Linked DNA regions of Mus musculus: regions 1, 3, 4, 5 and 6 are each linked to region 2. A link is a loop called in an ENCODE intact Hi-C map of the cell type or tissue named here. Cell type or tissue: heart. All regions are shown on one strand.

The links. A loop is a pair of places that touch in the nucleus more often than their neighbours do. Peaks named below come from ENCODE experiments on the same cell type or tissue, not always from the same donor. Only the 100,000 strongest peaks of a DNase experiment are listed, where the experiment ranks them.
Region 1: it touches region 2 in a loop (4-fold over the local background); 13 of 42 quality-filtered maps call a loop at or near these places.
Region 3: a loop joins it to region 2, with 6 times the contacts of the local background. A loop is called at or near these places in 7 of 42 quality-filtered maps.
Region 4: it touches region 2 in a loop (4-fold over the local background); 8 of 42 quality-filtered maps call a loop at or near these places.
Region 5: a loop joins it to region 2, with 4 times the contacts of the local background. A loop is called at or near these places in 8 of 42 quality-filtered maps.
Region 6: a loop joins it to region 2, with 5 times the contacts of the local background. A loop is called at or near these places in 3 of 42 quality-filtered maps.

Annotation. Positions count from the first base shown.
Region 1 is chr1:40,877,309-40,881,308 of GRCm38, reverse strand. No RefSeq gene overlaps it. Among named protein-coding and RNA genes, the nearest start is that of Tmem182, 74 kb to the right of the region's middle. In heart, a CTCF peak has its summit at 2,065 (motif pointing left); no DNase peak of the experiment used is centred here.
Region 2 is chr1:42,713,237-42,717,236 of GRCm38, reverse strand. The region is part of intron 1 of Gm46091 (predicted gene, 46091); the gene reads right to left. Pantr2 (POU domain, class 3, transcription factor 3 adjacent noncoding transcript 2) reads left to right here and starts at 3,783. Exons shown (of 4, transcript NR_110495.1): 1 at 3,783-3,882. In heart, a CTCF peak has its summit at 2,490; a DNase peak (open chromatin) is centred at 2,776; H3K4me3 peaks cover 1,541 bases; H3K27ac peaks cover 481 bases; H3K27me3 peaks cover 3,432 bases.
Region 3 is chr1:41,150,504-41,154,503 of GRCm38, reverse strand. No RefSeq gene overlaps it. Among named protein-coding and RNA genes, the nearest start is that of 4930448I06Rik, 29 kb to the left of the region's middle. In heart, a CTCF peak has its summit at 1,761 (motif pointing left); no DNase peak of the experiment used is centred here.
Region 4 is chr1:41,272,924-41,276,923 of GRCm38, reverse strand. No RefSeq gene overlaps it. Among named protein-coding and RNA genes, the nearest start is that of 4930448I06Rik, 94 kb to the right of the region's middle. RefSeq lists an enhancer at 878-2,448. In heart, a CTCF peak has its summit at 2,182; no DNase peak of the experiment used is centred here; H3K4me3 peaks cover 1,143 bases.
Region 5 is chr1:41,262,519-41,266,518 of GRCm38, reverse strand. No RefSeq gene overlaps it. Among named protein-coding and RNA genes, the nearest start is that of 4930448I06Rik, 83 kb to the right of the region's middle. In heart, a CTCF peak has its summit at 2,125 (motif pointing left); no DNase peak of the experiment used is centred here.
Region 6 is chr1:40,796,014-40,800,013 of GRCm38, reverse strand. No RefSeq gene overlaps it. Among named protein-coding and RNA genes, the nearest start is that of Mfsd9, 7.4 kb to the right of the region's middle. In heart, a CTCF peak has its summit at 2,474 (motif pointing left); DNase peaks (open chromatin) are centred at 673 and 2,483.

The DNA.
Region 1 (4,000 bases), 1.8 Mb after region 2:
TACATGGCCATTGCCACTTTGAAATACAGATCACTATCTTTTTTGTTGGCTAGGAAGGGTCTAGAGTGGTAGCTGTGGTCAGAGTATGTTGTTTAACTGTGTCAAAGTGTCCTAAAATCGTTACTTTGTACAAATGAATAACACCAACAACATCTTATAAGTAATTGTTCAGTTAGCTCCTGGCTGCCTTTTTAGACCTGGTAAGATGGAAAGACACCAACAGTTCAAATATAAGACAGATGCGGTGTGCGCAGAGCCCTGGGGCTCTGAACGGAAACTCTTGCTCAGTTACTTCGCTTTGCTATTTCATTTTTGAGACAGGTTCTTGTCCTGAGACTTTGGGTAACCTGTATTCACTATGTAGCCCAGGCTGAGCTCAAACTCCCAGTTGCTGGGATTATGGGCTTCTGCCACAACACCCAGCAGGTTTAAAATCCACATGTTATTGCTACATGACCCCTGTGCCTTTTGGGTTCATGGTCCTTTGTTTGGGGCCCAGCTCCCTAAAGCTTCAGTCTTTCTTCCCCATTTTAACAGTTCCACGGTGACATCTGCTGGAAACTAGAGCAGCTCAGATCCTGTCCCCTGCAGGACACTCCTGCTGCTGCAGATTATGCAGGGGACATGTGAGGTGGTCACCACAGTCCTTCCTTAGTTGGTCAGTGACAGGGCACATTGAAAGCTGAGTTCTCAGATGATAAGCACCCGGACTTTGGGTCCTTAGGGGCTGGGCACAGGCTCTACCCACATTCCAGACAGAAAGTCCTCAAAGGAAGCCCATGGTCCAGTGGCCAGGACTCTCAGGCTCTGAGCCCTGGTCTGCCTGCTGTAGTTAATTGTGTCCCCGGCACGGCCTTCCTGATACCCCGTTTGTTTCTCTGTGGATCTCCAGGATTCTTGGCTTAATAACAACCTAAAACGGAGAGGCCCCCAGCATGACCGAGAAGGCGACGACTTCTGCAGAAAGTGCCAAAATGTTTTAGAAATAAATGGCAGAAAACAAGAGTCTCACGGATTTTCACCAGGCAGCATAGTAATTTGTGTGATGTATTTTTAACTGTGGAGATTGATGGAGAAACCACTTAACTATAATGTGAACTGGAGATTGTCAGCTCTGCAGTTCATGCTGTGGCAAATAGAGAGGTGCGTGTGTGCACGTGCACACACACACACACACACACACACACGCACACACGAGCACATACACGCGCACACACACACATGTGCACACACGCGCACACACACACATGTGCACACACGCGCACACACACACATGCGCACACATGCACACACACACCAGTGAGAAATGTGTGTGGGCCAGTAAGAAGTGTGTATGTTTGTGTGTGGGGGCCAGTGAGAAGCATGTGTGTGTGTGAGTGTGCCAGTGAGAAGCATGTGTGTGTGTGTGTGTGTGTGTGTGTGTGTGTGTGTGTGCCCCAAATCAGCTCTTATTTGAGTCCTAACTCCCCATGTTTCCGGGAACTTTCTGTTGTTTAGAGCGATCTTGTTTCTGAGGGAAAGAATCTGGGCAGCCTATGAACTCTCTTAAGCCAGTGTCCCGCCACTTCTCCTTTTTCCTTCTTGGCTGTCTTGTTTTTTGTTTTAGCAGACATTCTGGTGTAGGGACAGCTTGAGACTCAGGATCTCTCCAAAACTGCACCTGAAAAACATTTATCAGACTCACTAATCCTGTGCTAACCTGAGTTCCTGCTCTACTTCTCCGAAGGGAGCCTTTGGAGAACCGGCGAGACTTTCCCAAGCCTGGATTGCTACATGGAGAGTCACATAGGAACAACTACCCTCTCAGTTCTCCTCAGGATGAAGCTGAGCTTTTAGTGCAGTCGGGAAAACAGACCCTAACAGCCCTGTAAACACTGAGGCATCCACCTTTCCGAAGCTTTCCAAGGATATAAATCTCTTTCTCTGGCCTCCTCTTCCTCACACTCCCTTCTGCCCTATTTCCTGTTCGGCCAGACCTCAATCATCTTTAGAAATGGGCTCAAAAGACTTGAAATGTCCCTGGTTTTCCAAAGGAATGATTTCCTCATGGGTACATCGCGCCGCCTTGTGGCAATTTTAAAAGTTGCAGCCCGAGTTTATAATTTTTAAAGCTATAGGTCCATAGCTTTCTTCTCATGGCTCATCAATAGCTACAAGGCTCGTCAATAGCTACAAGGCTCATCAATAGCTAGCTGTCACCGTGGACTGATACCAATCCCAGCGCCATGACTGATTTTCATCAAAATAAATTTGTTTTGACTTGTTCTGAGAGGCCAAAACCTACTCTATCTTGGAACTGGCCTCCATCTTAAAAGAAAAAGAAAAAGAAAAAGGAAAAAGAAAAAGAGCCTGAGAACTTGACCCCCAGATGAACCCAAGCTGCACCCAAGTACCAGGAAGGACTCCACATCTTGTTCTTGGCCAGAGTCACTCCCTAGCTACTTCCTAGCAACAGTTAATAAAAGATCAGTCTGATTGTTTCAGATGTACTATCAGACTGATTGTTCATGGTCTTGCTTTAGACCACCCACCTTATAATAGTCATGCTATTAAATACTTGCCAGGATGGACCCCACCTCCACCCCCTCACTTGCTCCCATTTCCCTATAAAACTTTGTCCTGATGAGAGCCCGTGGCTGCTTCATCAAACTATCCAGTGGGTCAGCAGTGTGTAAGCCCAAACTCAGGTTTCCAATAAGGAGACCCTAATGTGATTACATCGGAAAAGGCTCCTTGGTGGTCTTTTGGGTTCACGAAAGAAGTACTTCCTGGCACAACAGTTCCGGTTTGCAAGTTCCTTGTGGATCTTTCTTTGGCCCAGACACCTCTCTCTTCCTGGTTTGTTGCCAGAAAGGCATCAGCAAGTCTCCAGTGTCTTGTGCGTCTGTGTTGTGACTTCAGTCAGCTTCAGAAGTCCATGCTGAGATAAGCCTGCCCTTGCAATCTGTCAAGTAGGCTCACATAGCTCTCTAACGTGAGCAGCTATGCCCTCCTCCTAGGACAGGTTAGAGACTGGACGGAGTTCTCCTTGTAGTATTCACACCGAGGCCTGCCACTTCCTGTGTGAGTCATGTCTATACCTATGTTCTCATGGCTCTCCAATAAAAGAACCGTTGTGCAAATGAATTTTGGAAATGTATTACAGGTCCCCAGGAACAGTAAAAAAACGTCATAGACATTTAAGACAGCTTGATTTAATCATTCCACAATCCTTCCCACCGTGTCATATGTGTTTGTGTGTGTGTGTGTGTGTGTGTGTGTGTGTATGAAATCATTGCTTGTCAACTAAAGAGGGAAAAGATAACTTAACCGAAGCCTTCAGAACCAGGACCACATGAAGACACGACAGGTGGGGAGGTCAGTTCTGATCCAGATGACTCAACAGTGCGAGTAGTTGTATTTTCTAGTCTTCCTGGCATTTAAGAGAACATCAGAAATCCATACTTCTGCTTAGAATGCTCCGAAGTCTCCTTAGATCCTGATCAGTCACTCGGGGAGGAGGGGAGAGGGCGTTCAGCACCCACTGCTCATTTACCGATAACCAAGATGTCTTTCAATATGTCACTGGAAAGAAGGAACTTTGGATCATCCAGAAAATAGAATACTATTCATGGCTAGTGATAAGTTACAATCGGACCACGAAAGATTCAGAAAGAAAACTTACATAACAAATCCAAGTCGTTATTTTGATGCTTTGCCACCAAAAGGCAGAAAAGGAGGTGAAAGAATCAGGAAACCACTTTATGTTAAGTGAGATAAAGCAATCACCAAAGGACACAAACCACGTAAGATTCTGGGAAACATAAAGACGTTGCGATGGCAATGGCGATGATGATGATGATGGTGGTGATGGTGATGATGGTGGTGGCGGTGGTGGTGGTGATGGTGACCAGTGTGTAGCATTTCCATGAGGCTTTTCTCTGTGGTTTTCTTCGGCTTTTCTGTGCGTTGTTACAATTAGCGGGCATTTCCTACACCAGCCTCCAACACTGCTGTGTGC
Region 2 (4,000 bases):
ATACTTTATACCAGTTACATTGTCCACTATTTGAAAGGGACAGAAACTGGCAAGTGTTGAGGAGGCTACGGAGAAACAGGAATCTCTATGGACTGTAGATGAGAATGTGAAACAATGCAGCAGGGGCTGGAGAGATGGCTTAGAGGTTAAAAGCACTGACTGTTCTTCCAGATGTATTGAGTTCAATTCCCAGCAACCACATGGTGGCTCACAACCATCTGGAATGGGATCCAATGCCCTCTTCTGGTGTGTCTGAAGATAGCTACTATGTATTCATGTAAATAAAATAAGTCTTTTTTAAAAAACGATGCAGCAGTTATAGAACACACCAGGCAGCTTCCTCCTGTAGTTCTGAAGAGGATTGCTATAGTACACAGCAAATCTGTTTCTGAGTATAGACCCAAGAATTGAAAGCAGGAACTTGAGGTTTCTGCATACCTCTAAACATAGCATCACTATTTGCAGTACCCAAAAGTGGAAGATAAACCAGGAACTCATCAATAGATAGATATATAAGCAGGTTAAAAGAGAAGGAAACACTGGTACATGCTATAACATGGATGAAACTTGAAGATATCACATAAAGTCAAATGGATCAGAAAGAAAAAAATTAATGTTGTATGGTCCTACTAACATGAAGCTAAATTCATAGACCTTCCCAGAGGCTTGATGGAGGAGATATGGGAATTGCCACGTAACGGATATAGACTTTCACACTGGCAAGGTGAGGACTTCTGGAAATGGGTGTTGGTGAGGCTGCTCAGCAATGTCAGTGTGCCTCCTCCAACTGAACTACCACATGCACAGTCAACAGAGCAGAAGTGGTACATGTTGCTGTATGTCGCACACATCGTACCACCTTAATAACATTCACCACCTTTACACTTTCCACCGAGGAGGAGAACCGGATTTTCTAATGACCTTTGTACACTCTAGAAGGTGGGCAGAAAGCTTCAGTCCTGCCCAACTCTGCAGCTCAGACCCCAGCCCAGGACCAGCCACAGATTTGTGGCTGCCTGTAGGCATTTGTTCGTTTGTTTGTACTTGAGTTGTGGAGATAGGTAGGTCCCTGTGCTGTTAAACCTCAGGGGCCAGAGCAGCTATTAAAGCTGCAGGATGGTTTTGGACCTGGGAGTCACCTCTTCTCCCTTCTCTCCCTGATTGCTCATCTGCTCAAGTCTTTCTGCCACCCACCTACATGTTCTCCAGGATACTTTCCAGGCTATTCTGTCCTGATTAGGAGGGCCCCAGTTTGGACCTTCCAGGACACAGGACCCTTGACTTTCACATGGACTAGGAACCCTTGGGGGAGAGACTACTAGGGGCCCCTGCTGTATGGTATGTTCCCTCCAAGTTGAAACGTTTGTTTCAGGAGAGAAGGCAAGGCTCAAGACCATCAGGAGGTAAACAAAAGGTCATATGTAGGGAAACAAAAACCTGAAGGATTTGTGAGGTCTTCTTCTAACAATAAAGGTGGGGGGCGTAAGATGGGAAGTGTAAAGAGTTGGCAGGGCTGGTAGAGAGCGACTAGACAAACTTAGAAAGAGAAGTTCCCACTTGGAGATGACTGACAGCTACAGAGAAAGCTGCAATGGTTAGTTTTCAGATGTCTCATGTCAGGAGTGGGCTTCCTGTGGCATCACTGCTTTTTAGTCACCCCTGTGCCATCTAATTAACACCTAACCTATACTCCTATTAGTAACCCCATTATGTTTTTTTTTTTTTTCAAAAAAGAGACTCGTTGATTCACCAAATTAGACAGTGTGGCAATCATTACTTTGGTCTGTCCTGGGCTTCTGTCTTGCAGAGAGAGTACATAGGTACCTGTTGCATCTATCACATGCCTATCACATGACGCTACCTGAGCTACACCTCCTGGCTGGGGCAGTGTGGCTTGCCCAGGACATCCAAAGGCTATTCCTGACTAATACCACTTGTGAGACTCCACTAGACTGGCCCCTCCCAAGCCCCAGGGCAGCGCTTCAGTCCACACCTTTCTCCCTGGATAAAGGCTTCAGCTCTTCTAGACCCACTGCTAGGCTAAATCTCTAGATTGCACACTTTGAAGTGGTTGCTATTACCTTTATTCTTCTGCTTCCTTCTGTCTGCAAAAGCTTAGGCTCACGGGTTTTCATTTCAGAAAACCAGCGCACCTCATGCGAATTCATGAGACTTCCCATCTCAGGCCCAAAAGAAAACCATAAAGACTTTGAATGATACCAGAACCCTATTCAGGCAGGTGTGACACCAGGGAACCTGGCAAGCAGTCCTACCAGGAGTGGAAGAGAAGGTCCAAGAAGCAGCCTACAACTGCCCCAGGGCTCTGGAAAGGTGAGCCTGCGAGAGTGGTCAAGTCTGGAGTTCTAGGGGACGAGAGTTGTGAGAGTAAGAGAAGGGAAGTCAAGGCTTGAGAGTGTGGATAGAGTTGGGGAAAGGACTCTCCGGAGCCCAGCCTGGGCACCTCACAGGTCCTAACCTCCACCCACTTTCAACTTTTTGCTGTTCCCGTTAGATGGCGCTCAAGACTTTCTAACCATTTGTGAAAGTGCTCCTGGTCCGGAACAAAAAGAGCCTTATCGAGAGAGAGAGTGTGGAGTGGGCGTGAGCGGGGGGGGGGGGGGGGGGGCTGGGGGGGGGGATGTGGGGGTGAAAGCACACCAGGGCGCGGGCGTCGCCTGGCACCAGGAGGAGCGGTCACGGGTCAGCTGGCCCCGGGCGGGGGTGCATCCCAGGCAGGGCCTCCTCCGCAGCGGGCCCAGAACTTTCTCTGCTTCCTCTTCCTTTCCCATTCCGCTTTTCTCCTGGTCCCTGCTGAGCAGTTGGCAGATGGGTTTCGGCCTCCGGAAGGCCGAGGACTGCACATCTATGCAGGCCCTCCGTGCTCTGGAAGAAAGAGGCCTGGAATTGAGCAGTGGCGCTGGGGTTCAGACCAATTCTCCCCACGAGTACCCCCACAAGGGTTCTGAGTTCTCAAGCTCCAGCTCTGCACATCAGCCATGGGACAGGTGCAGGTTTTGTTTTAGGCTCTCAAAGTGATGTTTCTAAGTTCCCCGAGTGCATGTTTCAAGCAATACAGAGCAAACTTTCTGGTCCCCGGGCGGATGACGCCTGAATGAAGTCAAACCACCGTCCTTTTAAAACTATAAAATGAAAGAAACTAATGAAAGGCCCTGGAAACCCTGAAGCATTAGATGTGACCACTTATTTTTAAATAATTATGCGACGAGTGATCGGGGCTTCCAAAGCTTTCCAAATATCTCTTCTTTCGCAGTCTCTAGGAAGTGTCTTGACTGTAGGCGAGCGGGTACTCTGATCTTTCCCTTCCCTTCCCTTCCCTGTTCGCCCAAGTGTTCAGGAGCTGTGTGCCCGGTTACCCCTAGGACCGGAGGGAGCAGACACCTTCCTTTGTGAGTCCCCCTGGCTGGGAACTTTCCCGCGCGGCGGGTTCCCCTTTAAGAAAGTAGCGATTGCTATGAATATTTAATGCGGAGCTGGAGCCCGTCGGGCCGAGGGGAGACCCGGCCCGCGCTCTGCGGCCGGGGCGTAGCTCTAGCTCATCCCCCACCAGTTCAGCCACGGTAGGATGAGGAGGATGAGGGTTTGCGGGAGGAAAAGCTTTGGAGAGATGGGGTGCGGGACTATGGAACCCGCTTGAGTCCAGTAGGCCAGCGCGGGTCATTTCCATAAGAAAGCCGCAACCCAGCTGGAGGCTGCGGTTCTTCATGGCCTCCCTGCCCCCACCATCATTGGCAGCGTGTCGCGGGCTTCTCTGCAGCCTAGATCTAGGCGACTGGTGTGGATTGGTGTTGATGAGATGTGGCTTCCAGCGTTGCCCGACTCAGACCTGTTTCCAGTCTGGATGGAGCGGACCGACTGTGTGGGGTGAGTCCAGGGTGCGGCGGAGCCAGTAAGAGTTGAGGAGAGCGCGGGGAAGCTAGTCCGTAGTGGGCACCTCGGATTAGGAAGTCCTGAGAAGTACTCTGAAGCGGGGTGTGAAGAG
Region 3 (4,000 bases), 1.6 Mb after region 2:
AAGGTCTAGCAGAGGCTGCCGAACTCTGTGCTTTCTACAGTTCTATTGGGGTGTTTCAGGCAGACCAGACACTGTCAGTGCAAGCTTAGACTGCCATGAAGCAAGCATTTTAAAGAGCACATGGCTGAGCCTGAAAAATGCAACTTCCTCTTTCCGTGGTGTTCTCTGCACTTGAATAATCCAGTCCTTAGTGCCGATGCAGATTGAAAAAGGAATTCAAATTTCCTTAACATTAACTTCTAGCAGCCAAAGATCAGTGTTAGGCTGGAAATTGTGTCTTACACATAAACTCCCGTGTTCCCACTGGCAATGAGTGGCCCCTAAAAATGTTAACTGTTTGTCCTAACTAATTAATTTATATGGCCATTAAATTGTAAACATTTTGATATTCAAGCATAAGATACCTTCCTGATTTTTTTAAAAATATCTTTTGGCAACTTAGATGATTCAGCCATCCTGACACCCTGATTAACTTTTGGTATAATGATGGCTTACTGCAAAACTTTATTTTATTTATTTATTTATTTATTTATTTATTTATTTATTTATTTATTTATTTGACTTTGCTGTATCTCACAGAGGGGGCGTTGGACTTCCATGACTGTAGCGAGGCAGTGATAGCATTGTTCTTGGAACTTTCCCAGCCGTGAGTGGAGAGTTGCTTTCCTCCATGAGAAAATCAAGTCTTTAAATGGGATCCGGGCAGGTGGAATAGCCCCTCTGTGGAGTAGGGTTACATGGGCGACTTAGATGAAATCTGCGAGGTATTCTTCCTCTGAAAGAAGCGAAGAGAATGGGGGAGCGAGAAAATGTGGATGAATGATTAAATGAACTTCAAGGGCATTTTCATCTGGGAGACAAGTGTGAAAGGAAGAATAATAAATGGCTCCCTGCCTTCCCAGAAAACGGTTGGTACTCATTGTCTGTTCTGGAAGGCATCGGGTAGCTCATGCCATCCACCAATGGGCATAGAAAAGTTTACATAAAAGAAAAGGGGTCAACTAAGTAGAGAAGGGAGGCTTAGCCAAAACAAACTGAAATGCTTCATTTCACTAAGGTTTGATTAATGGGATATTAGACACCTAAGACTGTTGAGACAAGAGCTAACTAGCCTTTAGCAAACTGTGCCGTGAATCACACTTCACACATTGAGATGTGATGTAATGAGATTCTCAGAAAGTACCTCAGTTAGAAACAACCCCTCACATTCGAACACGCACTTTCCAGCTCTTGCCAGTGGCTGGCACATTGTCACTAATAAAGCTGAAAAGAAAACTCTGTGCTTGGAAACTCTTCCTTCTCCCTCCTCTTTTCTCTGCTCGTCTCTTCTCTTCTCTTCTCTTCTCTTCTCTTCTCTTCTCTTCTCTTCTCTTCTCTCTCTCTCTCTCTCTCTCTCTCTCTCTCTCTCTCTCGCTAGGAACCACCAGCTGGTGTGAGAATAAAGGACAATATGTGTATTGGCAGTAGACAGTTCATAACCAGGATATACTGATTCTCTCAGCCTTAACAATCTAAAGTTTTGACGTAGAAATTATTCACATAAAACCACTTATGGTTCTCATTGAGGTCCATTTGATGTGGTTATGTGATGACTTTTAAAAGAAAACTCTGTATGTCCCTCCTCCTAAAAGATTAGCATGAATGTGAGGTTATCAGGGTTCATAATTGATCAATCTCCAGCACTGTAAATTTTTTGTTAAGGATTTTCCAGACATCCCTGGGCCATCTTAGCCAAGAGAGTAGTGAGTAAACCTACATCTCCACCTAGTGGTGCCTGAGAACATTTAATTACTTCTACAGTGAAAAAGATTTAGTCTTTCTTGGCAGCCAGCATGAAAGCCCTGGGTTGCTGTGCTGTGGGAGCACAATATTTAAAGATAACATTTTAATCCTAGAATATTCTTATTCTAGTTACACCACCTCCATTTTTCTACTCCTCCGCCCTAAAAGCTGACATTATTAGATTGCAAAGTAGCCCCAAAAATTCCTCCCACTCCATTTTTCTATCTTGCACTGTGCTCAAAGACTTTGACCAGAAACTCTTTTGAGTAGCTCAGGATCATCTTTGGGGATTCAACCACCCTCCTCTGCATATAATTTTTGCCAGCTCCGTACTTGGCATAAGATTCAATTGCTAGAGAGGCCAAATGAATTTCACTATAATGAACTAAGCTAGACATTTTTGGTCAACCAGAAAAAATACTCATGATGCGCCCCCCTCACCTTCCCGGTTAATGAAGGCACCCACTTCACTTCATGTTTGCCCTAATCCCATGTCACGCCAGAGAAAAGGCACCAAAGCTCCTTGTCACCTAGCAGAGAGGCGTAGCTCCTAGCATGTCACTTCCCCATTAGAACTCGATGCTGCACCAAAGCCCATGCTAAGAAATCTTGTATTTATATGATCTTAACAATAAGTAAATGATTAAGACTATTTTGCTTCTTTAATACTGAAAAGACATTTGGATCTGGGCACAGTTAAAAGGAAATTGTTTGGTTTTGCTTTTCATTTAATTTGCTCCTTGGACATGCTATTTCAGCCAGTTCTCCTTGGATGTTTCCCATCGGCAGCTTCATCCCTAGTACCACCTATGCTATGTGAAGGTGTAAGAACCAGGAATCAGCTGTAATATGTCTCAGAAAAAAATTAAAGGGAACTAAGAGAGTTGCTGCTTGCTAATCCCTGTAATTAAGCGCTACTTGTAGGAGGGCATGTTACTCTCTGATTGAAGCTGTTACCACTGTATTGGACCCAAAAATGTTGAATAATCCTACCCTACCATGATTAATTTTAGTACCTATTAATTAACACCCATTAACTTATAAAGAAGGCAAAAAGAAATAAATGTATTAATTGTCAGTTTGCTTTCTCTCCAGCCTATCTTTTCTCAGACCTAGTATTCTGCCATGAGATCCCTTAAATTGCAGCAAAATCCCATATGTAAAGAAGTGAACAGAAAGAGTCCAATGGAGAGAGATTTGTGGCATTTTTAAGTTGTTTTCTGTATTTATAGCACAAGGGACAGAATTCATTAAGTCAGACATTTAAAGTCATCAACCATAGTCATCTGTATTGGCACTATCAGAGACCAGTCACACACTGTCCTTTCCTTTTAGTTCTCCAATTGCTTCCAAAATACTGCCGTGATCAAGGACAGAAGAAATCCAACTTGTTTTGACTATTAATAGATTCTCAATATTATGCCTTTGATGTTAAAGAACCATGATTTGTCATCTTTGCCAAATTCATATGCCATTCCATGGACACAGTCAACCCAAGCTCATTCCTAAATATCTTTAACTTTCCCCAAATTTTAGGGTGAGGAAAAAGTGAACTGAACACAAACTAATCAAATCCAAGGGCTCCTCGACACTAAGTTCCACAACGCCAAGCTTCCCAACACCATGTTCCCCAGAACTTCATTACAGAATGAAAGTACAAAAACATAGAGCAATTATAAAACAAAACCAAACAACCAAACAACTCCCCCCCCCCAAATTCCAACACTAAAACAACCAAATAACAAAAAATTCACAATAAGGAAGAGTGGTTTAGGCATTTTTTAAAAGTATTTTTGCTTCTGTTTCTCTGGTGTGTGATACAGGGCTTCTGTGAGTTCTCCCATGGGTGCACTGCAAAACAGATTGTCAAACTGCAGCCTCTCCTGAACTATGGTGAAGGCCTCCTTATGTTTGGTAGAGGTAGTCTCTTTGAAGTTAAAAAGAACCATGATTTGCCATCTTGGCCAAATTCATATGCCATTGCATGGAGAGAGTCAACCCAAGCTCATTCCTACATGGAGATGGAGAGATGAGACTGCTTTTATTACTCTATCATTAAATAGAGCATACATGAGCACTTATACACACACAAGCACACACACAAACACACACACACCCCCACACACACACTCACACACACTCCAAAACACCACATGGGGCTTGAGGGGCAGCTTATATTCTTTTAATCCAGTGGTTCTCACCCTTCCCAATGCTGCAA
Region 4 (4,000 bases), 1.4 Mb after region 2:
CAGAAAAAAATTGCAGAGAAACCCTAAAGAGGTCTGAAATTGATTCAACATCCCAATACATATGATATCACCAAGGAGTTGCATAGAAAATGAGACAGCATGTAGCCTAAGGAGGAGGAGGTGGATATCTTCCACTTAAAGAACCCAACATTGTTGCAAATTGGGTTGGAATTCCCTGCTAAGTGCAACTTGCTTTTGGAGACCTGTGAGATCCGGACACTTGGACACTTGGCTTCCCTAGGAGCCAGGATCAACGCCCTCTGTCTGTCACTTTCTCTCTCGGTTGAAACCTTTGCTTCCCTTTCCATGAAACCATTATTTGACCTTACCAATGTGGCTATGGGAAGGAGTCCTTTTCTCAAATAGGAACTCTCACTAACAGAATCTCACTGAGTGCCTTGAATCCGCGTCAAAACACAGCCACCTGGCACTAACTCAAACTGAATGAGGGATGAGGACCCAACCTTGGTTTTTATTTTAATCAAAGACACCTGGTTCGGGAGGGTTATCATTTTTCCCCCAAATGATTCCGATATTTTTTTTCTCTCTGTCACATTTTTGATAAAGGACATTAGTTTCCTGCAAAATGCACTGTTTTCCTTTGTGCCCCCCCCCAACCCAGAAAGAGAAAAAAAAGAGAAAAAAAAGAAAGAAGAAAAAGAAAAGAAACAGTATGTATGCATGTGAGGGCTACAGCTTAAGTAATTCATTCACAGAGTATACAAACATTTATTGGTACAAAACCTGCAACATGAGGGTTGGTTTCTTTTCTTTTCTTTTTTTTTTTTTCTTTCTTTCTTTTTTTTTTTTTTTTTTTTTTTTTTTTTTTTTTTTTTTGTTAAAATTTAGCAGTGTTTTCTCAAATCTTCAAAGCTTGCCTTGATGGTGTGCTGGAGTAATTGAACCACTCCGGCTTTTTACATAGGGACATCTTATCTCTCTTTCATTTCCCAGGCTGTGGCTTCTTTTCCATTCCCATGAAATCCATGTACACACTTTAGAAGCCCTCCTGAACAAGCTTGCTTCTAAGTTTCACAGAGCCCTTAGCACGATTTGAATACGAAAGAGATACTGAATAAAAAGCTTTAATCTCTTGTCTGCGCTCCTGCTTTCTCGCCTCCCTTCATCTCCTCCTCTTCCAAGGGCTTTTCTATGTGAGTAAACTGAACATTTTTCTGTTTAAAGTGAAGTGTAACGTTGAAGAAGATGCCTTCTGGAGGTTGGGATGGGGGGGGGGGTGCCTCTCCTGCAAATCTCTTCTGTCAGATTGGAGCTGCACTTGTGAGCCAGCCACGGTGCCTTCTGTTAAAGCTTTACAGGTACAAGATTAGCAAAGAGCTCTCAGTGAACAAAAATCACTCAATCCGCAGAATATACAGGGAGGTATCAGATGTGCCCTCCACCTCAAATGCTGTGGGGCTCTCTCCTCTGATACCTCTTCCCCTCGGTGAGTTGGAACTGCTTGAAAGGATTTTCTGTTCTCTGGTCTCTTGTCAATTTGAATGCCAGGAAATGAGCCCCCTTTGTAAGATTAATTAATAGCAGGAGCGGATCGGCCGAGCCCAATCGCCACTCAACGGAGCTGTAATTGCTACTTTGTGGAAAGGAAAGGGAAAAAAAAGTTTGGGTTGCCGTTTAAGAAGAGGGTTTAAGGAAAGTTCTTTGAACTAGAGGTCTCAGTGCACTGGATTAAGGCAAGAAGCAAGGAGGCCTTTGAAGTTTGCTAAGAGGTTTTGAAGGGGGGAAAAGTTGGGTGGCAAAGGAGAGCTGGCAACATCAAACGCTCACTCTGCTGGCTCCTCACCTGCTTGCTAGCCAGAGGGACCTGCTGCAGCACTGCCTGGCCGGCTGCGGACCAAGGCAAGGATGCTTGACTGGGGGGCAGCTTGGGTCCCTTGCTCGGGACAGGAGCTCAACTGCTTGACTGTTCTTGACAGTACACTCACTAGGAAGAAGCAGACAGGAGGCAAAGGATAGCCAACTCTGATTCCTCCGGCTTTTCAATACCACTCTCCGTCCTAGGATCTTCAAAGCCACTTACAAAACTTCCTCTGCTTATCACTTAGCAATAAGGTATTGATAAGAAAGTCTGGAGTTCCTGCAAGGCGCGGATCTGCCCCCTGTCTGGAAATAGGAATTAGCTTATGCCATGCATTCATTCGCAGCAGGGACAATGTCGCCCCCAAGGGGGTGAAACTAATTCTTGGGTGGGTAGGCTGGGGATAGTAAAACACAGTCTTAGATATTGTGACCATGGTGATTCCCAGAGGAATAAATACCACACAGCCACATCAACAGATAGACTAGAGTAGGAATAATGGAAACCCAAAGAATACTGCCAGTTTCCTTAAGAGTTTCAATTAAAATAAAACATACTGAAGATCACCCATGAAGGCAGAGTCTGTAATAAAATGTAGCATGACTTTCACTTCACATGGGCCATGAGCTGGCCATAGGTTAACTCAGTACATGTACCTCATATTTGATTACATATATATATATTTTTTCTGGAGATTTTCATTGAGATCCCTGGTAGACTTTAATTCTCATCTCTACAAATTATCTATATACTCAGATTTTAAGACTGCTTTTGTCTTGGAAAAAAAACCCATCAGATTCATTTGTTTGGATATATTTGGCTACCTTATGAAATATTTTATGCTTTAAATTCAGAACTTCCAAAATAACCTACAAGATTAAAATGGCTGCTGGTAGAGTGCTTGCCTAGCATATGTGCGGCCTTGCATTCCATCTTCAATCCTGCAATTAAAATAAATAAACTAAACATATATAATATATAAATTAAAAGATATAAAATATAATGTGACCTGAAAGATTTGTTATATTAGCGCAGTTTATCCTACCCATTCAAACTCTGTTGTTTAACTTGTCTTATTTATTACCTTAAGTTTTCATTTCAAGCAAAAATTTAGGAGTTTTGTTTGTTTTGGTTTGTTTGATACCATCAAAGTAATCCAGCAAACAACAAACTAAGCAAGCTTCGGGGTTACTCTGGTGTTTATTAGCTAATTGGGTGGTTTTAAACATTTTATTAATTTAAATTCAAGGATTTGGCTTTCATTTTTAAGACTTCACTACCAAGTGAAGTTGCAATTCAACAAAACGTGTACATTTTTGGTGGCATACTTCAATAGTGAGAAAATACTGAGTTTTTGTTTGGAATACATAATAATGCTGACTTGTCCTCCATTATAGTAATAAGGAGTACTTAAAAGATGGAGAATCAATCCAGCTGGGGGTGAATAAGCAGGATCCTTTAATCCATGTCTGGAGCACGCTTGCCAGTTAGAGATTTTAGTTCTCTCCTGGATGCGAGAAACTTCGGGGATGCTCACCCTTAAACTTTTCCCACCCAGCAATATGTGGCACAGTAGAAGGAAGCCTTCTCTCTCCCAGTGAATTCAGTCCACTGTACTCTGGAACAGCACAGGGGCCCAATAGAGTATCCTTCTCAGCAAAAGAGACCTGTGACATTTCCAGACTCCCCTCTTCATTGACTCTATCCCCACATCAGACTGTGACAGCAGCATGGCCTAGCCCAGCTCTCAGCCCACAGCGAGCAATCAATAAACAGTGTTGACTGAACTATGACTGGAACACCCACCACTCCAGGCCTGGACTCAGAAGCCCTCATTCACGTAACCATCTGGGGGGACCTGCCATTTTGAAAGTTTTACAAACATTTTTCATACCATGAGTGTGTGAATGGAGTTAAGACGTTAGTATGAGTCCATCTCTCAAAGGCCCCAATCCTCAGCTCCTCTGAACTTGCCAGAACATGTCTCTTTCCCAGGAACGTTCACACCTGATGGCTCACTCTACTTACATGGAGGAGAGCAACTCCACTTTACCTAGAACAGGAAGTGTGTACACACAAAGATACATGCAATATAAAAGGCTTGGAATAATATATTTTTGGTACAATATTGCTTATCCCCAAGTCTACTAGCTGTCAAAAGCTGTATATAATTACACTCAT
Region 5 (4,000 bases), 1.5 Mb after region 2:
CACTTGTGATTTAATTCAATCACTGTCGGTCATGAACTGGGCTCTGTGTTCTCCATCTGAGCTCAGCATGTAGACAACGTTCACACGGAATAATGTGCTTCATTTCTCCAATCGCTACCTTTTTGGTGTCTCTGCCAGGTGCAAGTAAATATAAACATAGCAGGGAGCGCTCTCGATCCAGACTAAATTAAATCCAGCAGCTTCTGAATACTGACCATGGGAATTCAACGACCCTTGTCGTACATGTGCTATTGCTGTTTATGTTCTTAAAAGAATTGATTGATTGATTGATTGATTGATTGATTGATTGATTGTGTGTCTATGAACACACATAAATCAATGCACTCTTTGCATGCCTAATTCTCAAGGAACCCAGAAAAGAACATCAGGCCCCTGAAACAAAAGATACAGGAGATTGTGAGCCACCATATGTGTACTGGGAACTGAACCGAGTCCTCTACAAGTTATGGAAAGCAAGCACTCATATCCATTGAGCCTGCTCTCCAGCCCCATTGGTCTATTTAGATGGTCTATAGCTTGGTTCTATAACCAAGCTCATTCCCAAAGGCTGGAGAATAGTTTTATCTGGCACCTCTTCATCAACTCCCTACAATTACCTCTAGGAGCTTAACAACCAATGGGATTGCTGCCTGCCACCCAGGTTCCCCATCTCTTGCTACTCTACTCCTACTATCTTGATATATTCCTAATTATATTTTAGTTCAATCGTGACGTGTGATATATCAATATCATAGAGCCCAAACTAAGCTGCATAGTTTATAGACCTGTTTTCTCTACCTTTCTTGCCTATTCTGATTCTTTGATTTGAACTTCTGATTTTCATTTCATTCATCGTTAGTCTCACTCTATTGCTAAATACACATAACTAACCACAATGGCCCAGTTTTCTTCTTGGTTTTTCAATGATTCAGTTAGTCAAAGAGTGGCAATCTAGTTCATGGCAAAGTGGTCACAGTGCCTTTCAGAGAGGCCTTAGACGTTGCAGAGCAAAGCAAAGCCACAAACATTAAACACATGTGTAGCTGGGAGGTCTGGAAAATAAGGCATCGGTGAGCTGAGTTGGCAGAAGAGGTAAGAACTGATTACACAGATTCCTGATCACAGCACTGGCCTCATAGAATAGGTAGTTCAAGGTATGTACTTCTAGTAAGGGCTGAAGAGGAAAGAAATTGTCACACTTGTGTCTCCTGGATAAAGAAAAATGCTTTTAGAGATGGTCCTCCAGGCAGCAATGTACAGGCTTTTGATTTCTTGACTTTACAGTGGTAGAGAGCACTATGCATTCAGTATAATCTAGACTTCAGATCTTTGAATTTGTATCATTTCCTAGGCTGGCAATATTTGTTGCAACCCTATCCTGAGATGTCAGGCAGTGTCTGTGAGCCACAGTTCCCCTTCAGTTATCTGATCACAGGTAGAAGCAACCCGAATTCTGAACAGTATCACTAAATTAAGCGAAGATGTTCAGAACATGGTTCGGATTACATGCATCTTCGGTTTGTATTACATGCATCTTCAGCTAATGGCACAATGCAAGTCTGTGTTATGTGACACCACCCCCCCAGCCCCCATTATAACCATTATAAGTTCTGGTGTATCCTTGCTTTCTCTGGGCTGGTAATGATAAAGTTCCAAGGACAACACTACACATTATCACCAAATGGTTTAATTGGAGGAAGTGTGTGATAAGTTTCCCCCAAAGACACCCTTGCAAGTGGAAACCTGGTGGTAATGGTTATGAGTAGACATGAAAGATACATTTTGTCAACACGAGTCCTCTCCCTCACTTCCCTTTTCTATGTACCATCTGTGTCAGTAGGAAACCACAGAGTCTTAGATTTGGGACAGTAGACATGTACATACATGCAGAGAAGCAGTGTTCAAGGGCAATGGCTCATTAAAGAATTTTTTTCTATAAACCTCCTGAGGGAGGCGGAAGTGAGACTGCTGACTCTTGGGAGGTGCTGGTAGGAGCCCATCCTGGAAAGGACAAAAGCCAGGCTTCAGAGAGATCTTGGACACTGGGAGAGCCTGCAGAGGCTCAAGCTCCAGCCAGGAACTCTGACCTTTTCCACGTCCCTCGACGTCTTTCTTGCGCCCTCTACTGACAATATTTAATATTGAGCCTCTTGGCAAGGAACAAAATAAGAGAAAGGCTCACATCCACTAGTTTACCATGTAAACTACAAGACCAAGTAGTCGCCCCAAAAGGCATGTTGGTCACAAAGTTCCGGTGACTCGTGCGCCGTGGATGTTGGAGACATGAGGATCACCTGGGCTTGCTGGCTGCCAGCTTAGTGCTGTCTCTGGGAAGAAATTGGAGCAAGATAGAGCGCAACAGTCAGCATCCTCCTGCGGCTTCTTTGTGCACACTGGTAACACACACACACACACACACACACACACACACACACACGCACACACACGCACGCACGCACACAGACACACACACGCACACAGACACAGACACAGACACACATGCACACACACACCCTACCATGTCACTAGATAATGACAGCTCATGGGTCCCACAGTTGCATGGTCCACTGTGGAGCGAAGCATCACCATAAAACATGCAACTGCTCCTATAGTTCTTGATGTACCTCCTTTACTATAAGAGGTGAGAACTGAGGCTTCTCATGCCTCCCCTCGGGTATCGTTTTCATGACAACACTCAGAATTCAGTCCTTGGGGCTACTTTTCTCTTGCTTTTCATCTGACTCCTCAACACTGAGAACAAGAGAGATCAGCTTCTCTCTTCTGTCCAGCAAGCCACGCCCTTGTCATCACATGGTCTCTCATTTTTGAGTTCCAACTATTGTATCATGATTCATTTGGTAGCTGCTATTAAAAACCACATCCAATGAACTGTTTATGCATCATTTATTGGAGTTATTCATAACAGGGTCATGTTCTTGAGAGCAGATATGAATATACAAGGGAGCCATGTGCTCTTCTTGTGACCATAACCAATAAATAAGGACTTCTGTTTTAGAAATCGACAAGTTACAATGATGGAGTTAGAAGTTTCAAATTAAATCCTGTCCTCCTCAGCCCACAGCATTGCATGCCATACCACAAGTAAACTATTAGATTTGATTTTTTTCTTATCAAATTAGCCACAGCGGTAATTGTTGGCTGCTATTTGCAGGAGAACAATGCTATGTGCACTGTCTGAAGTCAAATGATGCGGAGATGCTCATGGATATCTCTCTACTTCCGTACCATGTGTCTGCAGGGGTACATTCAGCTTCTTAGTTTTATTCCTAAGGCAACTGAACACCACACATCGTTATAGATGATTTATAAAATGACTGTTAGCTGACAAATCAGTAACAAAGATACCATGAAGAATCCTGCATGCTCTTCCCTGAGTCTCAAAAGCTATCTTTTATATGACCATAGAGCACTTACTAAAGCCTAATCATTAACATAGCTATAACACTATTGACTATGTTATAGACTTTCACATACCATTATTTCCTACTAATATTCTTTTGCTGCCATTGTGCTAGGAATTCAATCCATCTTCTACAGCCTTATGATCTTCTTCATGATGATGTAGACTTTCTTCAGATCTTGAAAGTCAAGGACCACGTCTCTGTCATCTTTTTATAACTTGAACGCACACAGTGGGTTTTGGCAATTGTTCATATTTTAATAACTTCTACTTTGTTGTTATTAAGTGTCGCAGAGAATCCCTGATAAATGGAGCCATGGAATATGCAAGCTTTATGTCTGTCTTCCTTCATTAAGCAAAATGCATTTAAAATGACATATTGTATTAAGGAACTTTGTTTCCTTTTTTTTTCTTTATTTTTACTTATTCACTTTACATCCTGCTCGCTGCCCACCTCCTGGTTACTCTTCCCATAATCCTCCCCTTCTCCTCAAATTGAGTGGTACCTACCCTGGGTATCCCCCCGACCCAGGTACTTCAAGTCTCTGTGAGGCTAGGTGTTTCTTCTCCCACTGAGGC
Region 6 (4,000 bases), 1.9 Mb after region 2:
CTTAATCACCTCTTGACCTATGGTTGACTTTATTTAGTCCTGTTTACAATATTCAGAAAGGTCTTGAATTACATGTGTGTGCTAGAGCTAATGCATACCACAAGGCAAAATGGTGTTTTCCCGTAAATAATGCAATCTTGGGGTTCGTGGTGTGATCAAAGATCCTGCAATACTGGTCTTCTGATTCTTATACTCTTTCCACTCCCTTTTCTTCAGTGACCTCTTAGGAGAAGTTGAGCTACAGATGTACTGTTGAGTCTGTGCAATCCAATCATCAGCTGTTGTCTGTGTTTTAAGCAGTGATGGTTTTCTCTAATGGCCTCTGTTGCAAAAGAAGTTTCTTTGATGAGAGATACGCACTACACTTGCCTTTGAGCACAGGCATAAGTATTTAGAACACACTTAGGAATGATGCTGGTCTAGTAAAGAGGTGTAGTAGGCTCCCAGTCAGTGTCCCGTTCTTCATCAAACCCCCATGGAAGTACCCACGCAACTTAGTCATTGCAGAAGCTTCTGCTCTCACATAGCTTGGCTGCAATCCTCCCTTTCTTTCTCAGGATTTCCAGGTGGTGGCTTGCCCTGTGACACACTTCTCTGACACAGCGATGTGAGGCGGCCCATCTACACCGTGCCTGTTTCCTTCTTTTGTTTCGGGGATGAAAGCGGAACTTGCACACTCTTTACGTGTTAGAACAAAACCCAGAAGATCTCAGTAATGGCCATTCCTGATGGTCAGCTTAACGATATCTGGAATAAACTACAATCCAGAATTGGAAGGCTCACCCGTGATCCAGATCTTGAGGCTGGGAGATACAAGTTTCTGACCTGGATCTTGGCATGATGATCTTGAGGCATAGTGGCTATGAATCCCAGGAGACAGAGGCAAGGAGATCTCTGAGTTCAAGGTCAGCCTAAGACAAAAGGAGTCACAGATCCAGGCGTGGTGGTACACACTTAATCTGGGCCACACCTTCTGCTGGAGACCAACATAAGGACATTGAAAGAAGGAAGATTCTCTCTTCTTTGCCTGCTCGCATTTACTTGCCAGCACATCTGTTAGAATCTACTAGCCTTGTGGGACTTAGCAACTACTAGATCCTTGGACTTCCCATCCACAACTCCCCATTGTCGGGAAGTTAGACTAGACTGTAAGTCATCATAACAAATTCCCTTACTATATAGAGACTATCCTTAAGTTCTGTGACTCTAGAGAACCCTGGCTAATACAGCCTCTATTTTTTTTAATGAATGGAATATGTGTTTTTATTAAGCATAGAATATGTGTTTCTTTTGATCTGGCTTTTTACTCAGCCTATGTTAGCACATCTGTGCTGCCAAAGGATTCAGAGTTCATGATTTTTATTGTTGAAAGCACTTGATTTTATGAGTTCACCACCTTTGTTCAGCCATTTACTTGTTGATGGGTATTTGGGTTGCTTCCAGCACCGGCTTATTACACGCAAAGTTCGTATGGACATCCGAGGATACAAAGCCTTGTTTATGTGTGTGCTCCTGTGTCTCTGGAGCAAACGTATCGAGGTGTAGCAGCTGTAGCTAGTCATGTGGTAGGTGTATCTAACCTTAACCTTCTAAGACATTTCAAACTTCTTTCCCAACCTGGTTTGACCATCCTGCAGCCCCACCAGGACCACTTCATATACTCTGAAATTTAGATAAAAATTTTCAACTTCAATAAAACAAGCTGGCAATGTGGTAGGCTTTAAATAAGAATGGCTACTCTAGGTGCTGGAGGCATTGCTTGGCCATCAAGGGCTTGAGATGGCTTTATTTGGTTTCTAGCACTTCTGTCAGGAGGCTTTTGACTGCCTGTAATTCCAGCTCCAGGGAATCTGACACCCTTTTATGGCATCCACAGACACTCACACGCATATGCACATACACATACAGAGACACATAACTAAAAATAAAAATAAATCTTTAAAAAGTGATGAATGGCTGTTATAATATTCACTCTTCTGTCATGATAATTCTATATATATTTATTAACTTTTTAAAATTATTTCTTTTTGATATTTTCAGGGTTCAATGTACAGGTGTCTGTTGTGTCTCTTTAAATTGATCATATAACTAAAAACTAAGAAGTCCTGGTCTGGTAGTTTCTGCCTTCCTAACAACTGAGAAATAAAGGCAGAAGGATGACACGTTTATGGCCAGCCTGAGCTAGAGGAAAGCCTGTCTCAAAAATATATAAATAAAACAAAATCAATTAAACCCAGCCTATTTCAATTGCCAGTAGAAAAAAACGTGAAACCACAGGGTCAGAGACAAGAGGGTTCTCAATGGCACAGCCAGCAGCACGAATGTTCTTGCGTTGGACTGCTTCCTTGTGAAAGTCACTGAAGATTAAGGACCACAATAGGCCTTCTTTCTGGCTGCCAGACTTGTGAAGCAAGTGAGATAGATGCACATCAAATGAGTCCCCTGGCTTAAGCAGTTGCTCACAGCGCCATCTGTTGGTCACGTTTAACACCACAGCATTCTATAAAGGAGTGGATACCACAGCAGGACATGGAGGAATCTCATTGGACCCAAGGACAAAATTGATGACGTCTCTGCCTATCTCCTGCCTACAAAGCTGCCAAATGCATTCTCTAGTTACCTTTTTTTTTCTTTCTTTCTTGTTTTCCTTTCTTAATAGATGGTCTCACGTAGCGTAGGCTGTATTCATACTTGCTATGTATCTGAGAGTAACCTTGAATTCCTTCTAAGTGTGCTTCTAAACGTGTGCTAATTATACACAATAGTTGGTTTCATTCCGGCATTCCCTTTATGTGAACGTGTACTTTGGTCATATTCATTCCACAGTACTGTCTCTTGCTTCCCTCCCACGCCAATTGAGCCCGTTCCTCGATCCAACTATCTTTCCCCTTGTACTTGCGTGTCTTTTATAATCTCAACTCTTGATCCTCTTGTCTCTGTTCCAAATGCGGAGAAGGCAGGCATGCACTGCCACACCTGTATACACTTTTTAGTTATATACGATTCCGAGTTTGTACTTAACAGAGAAGGCTGATGGTTTCAGTGCCTCTTAGTTGTTGCCTTAGCCCTCAGCCCCTCGGGATGGTCCTTGGAGGCAGAGGGTAAGAAGGCACAGAATCAACGACACAGGTAATCGGGTGAGAAGCAGAGGGAAGCAGACTCCGTTATTGCAGAATCAGACTGTGCCTTTATATCCTCCACCCATGCCCCATTGCTCCAAGCTATCTCGTCCCTTATTGCTGGCACCACAATTTGATTGGCTGGCCAGGTCATGCGCTTTGTTGTCAGTCATTTGTCTCTGTGTGTGCCAGGCAGGTCTTAAGGGTCTAAAATGCAGTCGCAGCTGTTGCGCACGCGTGGGGCATTGTGGCCCATCTGTCAGGGTATACAGATTCGTTCCTCCTACACTTAGTGCCTGTGATTATACCTGAGACTCAGTCGGTCTCACGCAATTGTCTATGCCCTCATCACCAAACTAAGCCAAGCTCCAAACACTTGGGTATAAAATTATATTTGGGTGAAGACAGGAGGATAAGACTGTTGTCATCTATAAATATACATGCGTGTATAATAAACAAAATGGTAACATTAACAGTGGTCGCTTCTGTACCTGGCCACTAGGACATTGTCAATATCTGTAGTTTCTTTTCATATTTTGTATTTCACCTTGGCCCAAGTGCCCTGTGGCTGGCATTTTGCAGTTCATTGAGTGACACATGCATTTGTTCATGGAAGGTGTGACTCTTGGATTTTTCTACTACTTTCATTAAATTGGTATGTTTGTATGTGCTCGCACAAGTGCACATGTGTGTGTGTGTGTGTGTGCATGTTTCATGTGTGTGTGTGAGAGACACTTGTGCACATACACACATGGAAACCAGATGATAACCTAGGCTGCTGTTCCACCCTTGTCATCCTTTTCTATGATAGATTCTCCCTGGCCTGGAACTCACTATGGAGGCTAAGCTGGCTGACCAGAGAGCCCCAGGGATCTATCTGT